2 separate regions of the Homo sapiens genome follow, and region 2 is linked to region 1. A link is an interaction called in ENCODE POLR2A ChIA-PET data of the cell type or tissue named here. Cell type or tissue: Panc1. All regions are shown on one strand. Region 1 overlaps CUX1 (cut like homeobox 1). Region 2 overlaps COL26A1 (collagen type XXVI alpha 1 chain).

Region 1 (5,000 bases):
TCACCTGCTGACATGGCCTGAGGGAGGGACCAAGGAATGATCTGAAACTTCCCTTTGTGCTGAATGTCTCCCTTACATGCAGCGCGCTGGCCACGTTCAGAGCTGCATGCAGGACGTGCTCTCGGAGGCTGGGTTTTACTCTCTGGTCTTCATTCAACGCAACCTTTTCGGGAGCCTCCTGCTTCCAGCTATGGGCCAAACAGTTGCTAAAGATGTCTCATTGAATACAGTCAACTAGGATCCTGCTATTCTAATGAAGGGAAACTGATGATAAACACAAAAGGCAATGTTAGATGGCGCCAGGCACTGCGAGGGAGACACACTGGGTCTTGGGGTAGAGCGGGAAGAGGTGGTAGTGACTTCTTCAGTCATCCAGGGAGGCCTCTCCAGGGAGGATGACGGAACATCAGAGGAAAGAAGCAAGGAGAACCAGCCACACTCAGAGCTGGGAAAGAGCAGCAGGAAGATGGGGGCAGTGAGTGCCAGGGCTCTGCAGGGATGGGCTTGCCTGGCAGGGAGCAATACCAAGGAAGTTAGTAGGGCCCGGGTCATGCCAGGGCCTTGTAGGCAGAACCCTTAAGTCTCTTTGTAGGGACCCTTTGGTCTCCCCTTTGAACTAGGCCCTTTCAAAGACGTACAGTAGAAAGCAAATTCCCCATGGGCACCGGCAGGATGATTTGACAGATTCTAATCAAATAATTGGGGAAATAAAGTTGGGTGAACTACAGCAGTCTATGAATGAGTTAAAAGTGACTACGAGTCTGCTGCCCATCTTGCAGCCCATATCTGTTGAGCTGTAACATATTTAAGCATTCAGATCTAAAGGCCATTGCTAAATAAAGCCAGGGCGTCCATGTGGTTCGCTCCAAAGAGCATTTCACAGGGAGCCAGTCCAGGCGCTGCCGCCCACCACCTCTGTGACCTTGGGTGAGTCTCGGGGCCTCTTTCTGCCCGACTTTGCTCATCTGTAAAACGAGTGGGTTACCCAGATCCTCCCCCAAGGAGCTCCGTAGCTCTGAAACCTCATGAGACTCACTGGAGCAGTACTTTGGTTGACTATCGCTAGCAGAACCGAAAAGGACATTCTCCAGCAATGTAAATCTGTTCAAAAATGGGATGAGCTGGCTGGGCACAGTGGCTCATGCCTGTAATACCAGCACTTTGGGAGGCTGAGGCGGGTGGATCACAAGGTCAGGAGTTCAAGACCAGCCTGGCCAACATAGTGAAACCCTGTCTCTACTAAAAATACAAAAAAAAAACAAAAATAAAAAAATTAGCCAGGCATGGTGGTGGCACCAGCTACTTGGGAGGTTGAAACAGGAGAATTGCTTGGACGACCACCTGCCAGGGAGATTGTCACCTCTTATCCATTCTTTTTTTTTTTTTTTTTTTTTTTTTTTGAAATAGAGTCTCTCTGTGTCACCCAGGCTGGAGTGCAGTGGCTCACCATAATCTCTGCTTCCTGGGTTCAAGCGATTCTCCTGCCTTAGCCTCCTGAGTAGCTGGGATTTCAGGTGTGCGCCACCATGTCCGGCTAATTTTGTATTATTAGAAGAGATGGGGTTTTACCATGTTGTTCAGGCTGGTCTTGAACTCCTGGCCTCAAGTGATCAACCCGCCTTGGCCTCCCGAAATGCTGAGATTACAAGCATGAGCCACCATGCCCTTGCCTTATCCATCCTTCTAAATGCCAGATCCTCCAAGTCTTCCCAAAATACCCAGCCAGAAACAGATTCTTCCTCTTCTCATCTCTAATAGGGCTTCATTTATATCTCCCTTTTGATTTTTTTTTTTTTTTTTTTTGAGATGGAGTCTTGTTCTGTCACCCAGGCTGGAGTGCAGTGGATGATCTCGGCTCACTGCAACCTCCACCTCCCGGGTTCAAGCGATTCTCCTGCCTCAGCCTCCCAAGTAGCTGGGACTACAGGTGCACACCACTATGCCTGGCTAATTTTTTGTATTTTTAGTAGAGACGGGATTTTGCCATGTTGGCCAGGCTGGTGTCAAACTCCTAGCTCAGGTGATCCGCCTAGTGGTTAGGATTTGGCGCTATCTCTCCCTTTTGGTTTTGAGCCTAAAGACATTCTGCCCTTATAGTTTGCTTACCAAGGCCTTATGCTTCTAAAATGTAGAAGGGAGGATGTGTGTGTGAGTGTGAGTGAGTGTGTGAGTGTGTGTGTGTGTGTATGTGTCTTTGTACCTGTTTCTGTCCCCATCTTACCAGTACTTGCCTAAATACTGCATTAAGCATCATGGGTGAAATAGGATTAGAGAAGGTTGGACCAGATCAGTGGCTCCCAAAGCTGCTGCTGGGTTGGACCAGTGCTGCACTGGCCCTATGAGAATTGCTCACATGTTTCCAGAAATACAGCTCCCCAGGCTCCTACCCTGACATTCCGGTGTAGAAGGCCTGGGGTGGAACCTTAGAATCTGTCATTTTTCAAAGCCCACCTCTGATGCTCATGCACTGCTAGTTGTAGGAACCACTGGGCTCGGTTCCCTGAAAGAGCTCTTTCTCCTGGTAACAAGTTCTGTGACTCTCTCTGCCCACTCAGTCTTCTTAGATTGGCATGTTAGAAGCTCCATGACTTGCCTTTGAAATATTTTTCCAGCTTCAAAGTCCTGGACTTCTACTCTGGCCGAACTGGCCTGTGTATTATGAGTCACCTGAACATACTTTTTGATTTCCTGAAGGCTCTGTTATTGTTAAGACCCTTTTGCTGTTCCCTACCTATAAAACTCATTTCCATCCTTTAGGGCTGAACCGAAAAGTCTATCTCCTTTGATCATTTTCCTGACCATCTCAACCTATTTCTAACTTTTTCCCTCTTTTTTTATCCTCAGCTCTATTAAAGTATCATTAACAAAGAAAAGTTGTATATATTTATAGTGTATAATGTGATGGTTTGGGGTTTTTATTTTTTGAGACAGGATCTCCCTCTGTCACCCAGGCTGGAGTGCAGTGGCATAATCAGGGCTCACTGCAGCCTTGACCTCCCGGGCTCAAGCAATCTTCCTGCTTCAGCCTCCCAAGCAGTTAGGACTATAGGCTCCTGGCCAGGCTAATTTTATATTTTTTCGATTTTAGTAAAGCCGAAGTCTGGCTGCGTTGCCCAGGCTGGTCTTGAACTCCAGCAGCACAGTCTCAGCTCACTGCAACCTCCACCTCCTGGGTTCAAGCCTCAGCCTCCTGATTAGCAGGGACTGTGGACGTGTGCCACCACGCCTGGCTAATTTTTTTATTTTTTGTAGAGACGAGGTTTTGCCACGTTGGCTAGGCTGGTCTTGAACTCCTGACCTCAAGCGATCCTCCCACCTCATTCTCCCAAAGTGGTGGGATTACAGGCGTGATCCACCACACCCAGCCCAATGTGATGTTTTGATACATGCATACATTACGAAGTGATTTCCACAATCTGACAACATACCCATTAGCTCACTGTGTGTGTGTGTGTGTGTGTGTGTGTGTGTGTGTGTGTGTGTGTGTTGAGAACACTTGAGATCTACTGCCTTAGCAAATGTCATATATATGATTACAAGATTATTAACTATAGTCACCATGCTGTACCTTGGAAAAGAAAACCTACTTTTCTTGCTTAAGTAAAACTTTTACCCTTTTCAAGGACTGGGGGACCTTGAGTATGTGCAGATTTTGGTACACGCAGGGGGTCCTAGCACCAATCTCCTGCGTGTACCAAGGGATGACCGTGTGTATAGAAAATCACATGTTTATTACCCATGTATTTGTTGTTGGATGCTTAGTCTGTTTCCATATCTTTCTATTGTAAATAGTGCCGCAGTATACATGAGTGTGCAGATAACTCTTAACAATACTGATTTCAATCCCTTTGTGGTGTTGCTGGATCGTATTAATTTTGGGGGGAACCTCCGTACTGTTTCCCATAATGGCTGTACCAATTTACATTCCCACCAACAGTGTACAAAGATGCCCATTTCTCCATGTCTCACTAGCACTCGTGTGTCTTTTTGGTAATAGCCCTTCTAACAGGTATCAGGTGATACCTCATCGTGGTTTTGAGTCAAATTTTCCAGATGATTAAAGATGTTGAGCAGCTTTTCATATACCTGTCAGCCGTTTGCATGTCTTTTTTTAGAGAGAGACAGGGTCTCACTCTGTTGTGCAGACTGGCGTGCGGTGGTGCGATCATGGCTCACTGTAGCCTTGAACTCCTGGCCTCAGGTGATCCTCCTGTCTTGGCCTCCCAAAGTTTTTGGGATTACGTGAGCCACTGCGCCAGGCCTTATGTGTTTTCTTTTGAGATCCTTAGCCCATTTTCCGTTTTTTTGTTTTTTTTGGAAAGAGTCTTGCTCTGTCGCCCAGGCTGGAGAGGCTGGAGTGCAGTGGTGCCATCTTGGCTCACTGCAACCTCCACCTCCTAGGTTCCAGCGATTCTCCTGCCTCAGCCTCCCAAGTAGCTGGGGTTACAGGTGTGTGCCACCACACCCAGCAAATTTTTGTATTTTTAGTAGAGATGGGGTTTCACTATGTTGTCCAGGCTGGTCTCGAACTCCTGACCTCAGGTGATCTGCCTGCCTTGGCCTCCCAAAGTGCCGGGATTACAGGTGTGAGCCACTGCGCCCGGCCACCTTAGCCCATTTTCTAAACAGGGTGCCTGTTTTCTTGTTATTGCATTAACTTTTCCCCTCTTTCCAGCCTGCTCTTAAGATTGTACATGCTTTGAGGGCCCGTATCTTGTCTTAGATGCTTTATCTATTCTTTGCCTTATGGAAGTGGTTACATAAAACATTCTTAGCTGAATTTCCCCCTGCTTCTCGCCTTCTCCTTGTTAATGAGTACTTATTGAGTGTGATGTGCGAGCATCTACTTTGGTTCCTAGACGCCCACAAGCAAAATAGGTCAGTGCCCTGCTGGGAGTAGGGAGGGGTTGTCAGGGTCTTCTTTGGGTTTGTGGCCAGACAGGCGACTGTGGAGCAGACCAGGCACTCTGGGGACAGGATGATGCGTTCTGGCTGGAAGA
Region 2 (5,000 bases), 520 kb before region 1:
ATGGTGGAAGGCAAAGGGGAAGCAAGGCGTGTCTTCACAAGGCAGCAGGAGAGAGAATGTGTGCAGGGGGAACTGCCACTTTTTAAACCATCAGATCTCATAAGAACTCCTTCACTATCACAAAAACAGCACGGGGAGACCACCCCCATGATCCAGTCACCTCCCACCGTGTCCCTCCCTTGATACATGGGGATTACAATTCGAGATGAGATTTGGGTGGGGACACAGAGCCAAACCATATTACCCTATCTCAGGTATTTGGTTCTCATAATGCAAAATAGACTGAGACAGGTGGATATACAAAAAGTGATCCCATCCAGGGTGCTAAATTCTGTAAGCCAGTTGTGTACAGGGTGCATGGCAATTGGTGGGAAGGTGGGTGCCTAAGTGCCCTTGGGGTGGTCAAGGAAGGCTTCCTGAAAGAGGTGGTGCTAGCTGACCAATGCAGGTGTGAGGGAGGGTTGGGAGCCATTTCTAGATGAGAGTACAAGACTGGTAAAGGCTTAGGAGAGCAAGAGGTGCACAGAGCATGGCAAGTAGGCCACAGCAGCAGCACATAGGGTGACAAGGTTGGATTGGCATTTGAGGACAATTAAGAGAACACTTTGGCATGTTTATTACAAACTGATCATGCCTGTGTAACCAGCACCCACATTAACAAAGAACGTTCTCATGATCTTGAAAGCCCTCTTCTTGCCTCTTTCAACTGTGACTCTCCCCACGGGTAACCACTCACCTGAATTCCAACACCTTAGACTCTTCCGCTTGTTTCTGAACTTCAGATAAATGGAATCAGACAGTAGGTACTTGTTTGAGTCTGTCCGCCTTCACCTGACGTGTTCTGTGAGACTCGTCCACACTGTTGCATGTGGTTTGCCTACTGTTCTGACCGTGTTGCATTTCATTTTGTGATATGCAATTTATTTATCCAGTTGGCCATTAATAGGAATTTGGGCTGTTTCTAATTTTGGGTTATTCTGAGCAATGCTGCCATGAACGTTCTTGTGCATGCCTTTCAGTGAACATATTTATTCATTTTGTGAATGAATTTCGTGCCTGTCTTGTTCTCTCATCTAGAAGTGGCTCCCAACCCTCCCTCACACCCGCATTGGTCAGCTGGCTCCTAATTAAGCACCACCTCCTCCAGGAAGCCTTCCTTGACCACTCCAAGGGAACTTAGGCACCCACCTTCTCGCCAATTGCCTTGCACCTGTGCCCAACTGGCTTACAGCACTTAGCCCTCTGGATGGGATAACTTTTCGTATATCCATCTGTCTCAGTCTGTTTTGTGCTACTAGAACAAAATATTGGACACTGGGTAATTTATAAGGAACAGAAGTTTATTTCCTCACAGCTCTGGGGGCTGAGAAGTCTAAGATCAAAATCAGGCATCTGGTGAGGCTTCCTCACCATGTTTGGGAACAGCTTCTCCTGCAGCCCCCAGCAACTATTTCCCATTTCCACTAAGTCTAGAAAAAGCAGAGAGGGGCTTCCACTGGAGTAACAGGGACTTAAGACAGAGATCAGGAAGATGTTTGATGCTGAAGTTTATTATATCCTGGCTTGTATTTTCATGGGAAGGGAGGAGATATCTGGGAATGGAGTTGTTGTGTCATAGAGCGGGCTTATATTCAGCCTTATTAGAGACTGCCAAAGGGGTTTTAAAAGTGGTTGTACCATTGATACTCCCACCCGCAGTGTATGACAGACAGTTCCAGTTGCTCCGCATCCTCTCTAATACTTGGTTAAAAAAAAAAAAAAGAGTAACTGTTAGTCTTTTTAATATCAGCCATTCTAGTGGCTATGTGGGAGTATCACATTGTGGTTTAATTTACATTTCCCTGATATGGCAAATGAACTTGACCCCCTCTTCATATGATCATTGGCCATTTGGAGCTCTTATTTTGTGCATACACATATTCCAAGAATCCTCTTCCAGTTGGTGATATACTTCTTCATTCATTCTCTTAATGGTGTCTTTTGATGAAAAGAAATTCTTTTTTTTTTTTTTTGAGGTGGAGTTTTGCTCTTGTTGCCCAGTCTGGAGTGCAATGGCACGATCTCGGCTCACCACAACCTCCGCCTCCCGGGTTCAAGCCATTCTCCTGCCTCAGTCTCCCGAGTAGCTGGGATTACAGGCATGCGCCACCATGCCTGGCTAATTTTGTATTTTTAGTAGAGATGAGGTTTCACTATGTTGGCCAGGCTGGTCTCAAACTCCTGACCTCAAATAATCCACCTGCCTCAGCCTCCCAAAGTGCTGGAATTACAGGCGTGAGCCACCACACCTGGCCCGAGAAATTCTTAATTTTAATGTGGTCTACTTTATCAATTTTTTTAAATGGTAATGCTTCTTGCATCCTGCTTAAGAACTCTATTTTGAGGTCATATAGGTAGTCACCTATGTTTTCTTCCAAATGCTGTATTTTTTTACCCTTTATGTTTAGATCTACAATCCAACTGGAATTGACTTTTGCACGTGGTATGGATTAGGAGTCAGATTCTTTTACTTTTCTTTTTCATTTGTATATCCAATTGACCAGCACCATTTATTGATATGTCTATCCTTTGTCTTCTATACTGCATTTGCGCCTTTTTCATAAGCCAAGTGATGTGTAAGTGTGGATCTATTTGTCTAACTTTGTACCATCCATCTGTCTCGTGTCTTAATTACTATAGTTTTGTAACAAGGTCTCAATTCTAGTAGTATAAATCTTTTACTTTTGTTCTTCTTCAAGACTGCCTTGACTAGTCTTGGACATTTGTATTTTCATATACATTTTGGAATCAATCGGACAATTTCCACCAAAAAAAAAAGTCTACTGGGATTTTGACTGGGATTGCATTGACTCTATAGATCAACTGGAAGAATTTATATATATTTATTTATTTATTTTCAAAAACAACAATTGTGGCCAGGCACAGTGGCTCATACCTGTAATCCCAGCACTTTGGGAGGCTCAAGTGGGCGGATCACTTTAGGTCAGGAGTTCGAGACCAGCATGACCAACATGGTGAAACCCTGTCTCTACTAAAAATACAAAAAATTAGCCGGGCATGGTGGTGGGTGGCTGTAATCTCAGCTACTCGTGAGGCTGAGGCACTAGAGTTGCTTGAACCCAGGAGGCAGAGGTTGCAGTGAGCTAAGATGGCATCACTGCACTCCAGCCTGGGTGACAGAGTGAGACTCTGTCTCAAAGAAAAAAAAAAAAACGACTATTGCAGTGACATCGATGATTAATCACCTGTACTCCCCCTACTGCTAAGGGAAAAACCTTCTATACAGTTGAGTTACAAAGGAAAATCAAGACAATTTATCAGGCACCTACAGCCAGAAAATGCTCTGTTGTTTCCAGAGGTATAGACCTGACATGTTTGATGTCCCAGCGTAACACACCAACCCAGTGGTATAGACACTGACATGTTCAATGTACTAGTGTAACACACCAGCTGCAATTTTTACTGGGATGGGGAGAATTAACATCTTTATAATATTGAGTCTTCCAATCCATGAACATAGTATATCTTTCCATTTATTTAGTTATTTAATTTCTCTCAGTGGTGTTTTATAGTTTTCAGGAGATTTAGTCCTATGTAATTTCATACTTTATGATGCTTTTGTACATGGTATCACTTAATTTCTTTTTCTATTTGCTTGTCGTAGGTAGGAATATGATTGATTTTTGTAAACTGTCTTTATATTCCAGCCACCTTGCTAAACTAGCTTAATAATTCTATAACAGTAGTTTTTCATTAGATCTTGCTGGGGGGAAGATGCTTTGGCCTGTGGTCCAGCCATGGTGCAAGACCCATCAACCTTGAATAAGGGTTGGATGTGGAGGCAGAGAGGGAGAAAAACAGACTCTGCCAGCCAAGTCAACAGAACCCCCAGGGTTATAGACAGACTTTGTCCATGCCCAGTCATGGTCCAGGCACTTGCTTTCATATCATTGAGAATGGGTGCCCCAGAGAAGAATCTTATGAATCTTATGATTTGTGAGTGTGTGGCATGGCCTTTGATGCCAGCTTTCTAAGAGCCAGGTGGAGCAAGAGTGCTGAGATAGTTCCCACTCAGTATCCATAGTTTGACTTCATTCTTTTTTTTTTTTTTTTTTTTTTTTTTTTGAGACAGAGTCTTGCTCTGTCACCCAGGCTGGAATGCAGTGGCGTGATCTCAGCTCTCTACAACCTCTGTCTCCTGGGTTCAAGCCATTCTCCTGCCTCAGCCTCTTGAGTAGCTGGGACTACAGGCGTGTGCCGCCATGCCCAGCTAATTTTTTGTATTTTTAATAGAAACGGGGTTTCACTGTGTTAGCCAGGATGGTCTTGATCTCCTGAAGTCGTGATCTGCCCTCCTCAGCCTCCCAAAGTGCTGAGATTACAGGTGTGAGCCACTGAGCCTGGCCTCTGACTTCACTGTTTTTTTGGTTTTTTTTTTTTGAGATGGAGTCTCTCTCTGTCACCCAGGCTGGAGTGCAGTGGCATGATCTTGGCTCACTGCAAGCTCCGCCTCCCGGGTTCAAGCAATTCTCCTGCCTCAGCCTCCTGAGTAGCTGGGACTACAGGTGCCCACCATCACGCCCGGCTAATTTTTTGTATTTTTAGTAGAGACGGGGTTTCACTGTGTTAGCCAGGATGGTCTCGATCTCCTGACCTCGTGATCCGCCCACCTTGGCCTCCCAAAGTGCTGGGATTACAGGTGTGAGCCACTGCACCTGGCACTTCATTCTTACTTAAGTTAGAAAGTGACCAAACGTAGAGACTTTCTTCCTTTGACCCCCCTCCTACATGGCAGTCCAGCCTTTACACTGACACCCCAATGCTACCCTGCTGGCTCACCTCTCAATGGGATTTTGATAATGGGGATCCAGCCAGTCTCCTTGGGGACAGCCACAGTGGGCCATGCTGCCCTCCTATTGGCCATGGTATCTTTTTAGCTGGAGCAGAACTGCGTTTTCTTTTTCTTTTCTTTTCCTTTTTCTTTTTTTTTTGAGACAGAG

The links. ChIA-PET counts read pairs that join two places held together with the same protein. Peaks named below come from ENCODE experiments on the same cell type or tissue, not always from the same donor. Only the 100,000 strongest peaks of a DNase experiment are listed, where the experiment ranks them.
Region 2: POLR2A ChIA-PET joins it to region 1 with 10 read pairs; 3 of 35 experiments call an interaction of 5 or more read pairs at or near these places.

What each region holds. Positions count from the first base shown.
Region 1 is chr7:102,039,884-102,044,883 of GRCh38, forward strand. All of the region lies in intron 3 of CUX1 (cut like homeobox 1), which reads left to right. Among named protein-coding and RNA genes, the nearest start is that of CUX1, 220 kb to the left of the region's middle. In Panc1, no CTCF peak of the experiment used is centred here; a DNase peak (open chromatin) is centred at 2,615.
Region 2 is chr7:101,521,075-101,526,074 of GRCh38, forward strand. The region is part of intron 3 of COL26A1 (collagen type XXVI alpha 1 chain); the gene reads left to right. Among named protein-coding and RNA genes, the nearest start is that of LINC01007, 45 kb to the right of the region's middle. In Panc1, no CTCF peak of the experiment used is centred here; no DNase peak of the experiment used is centred here.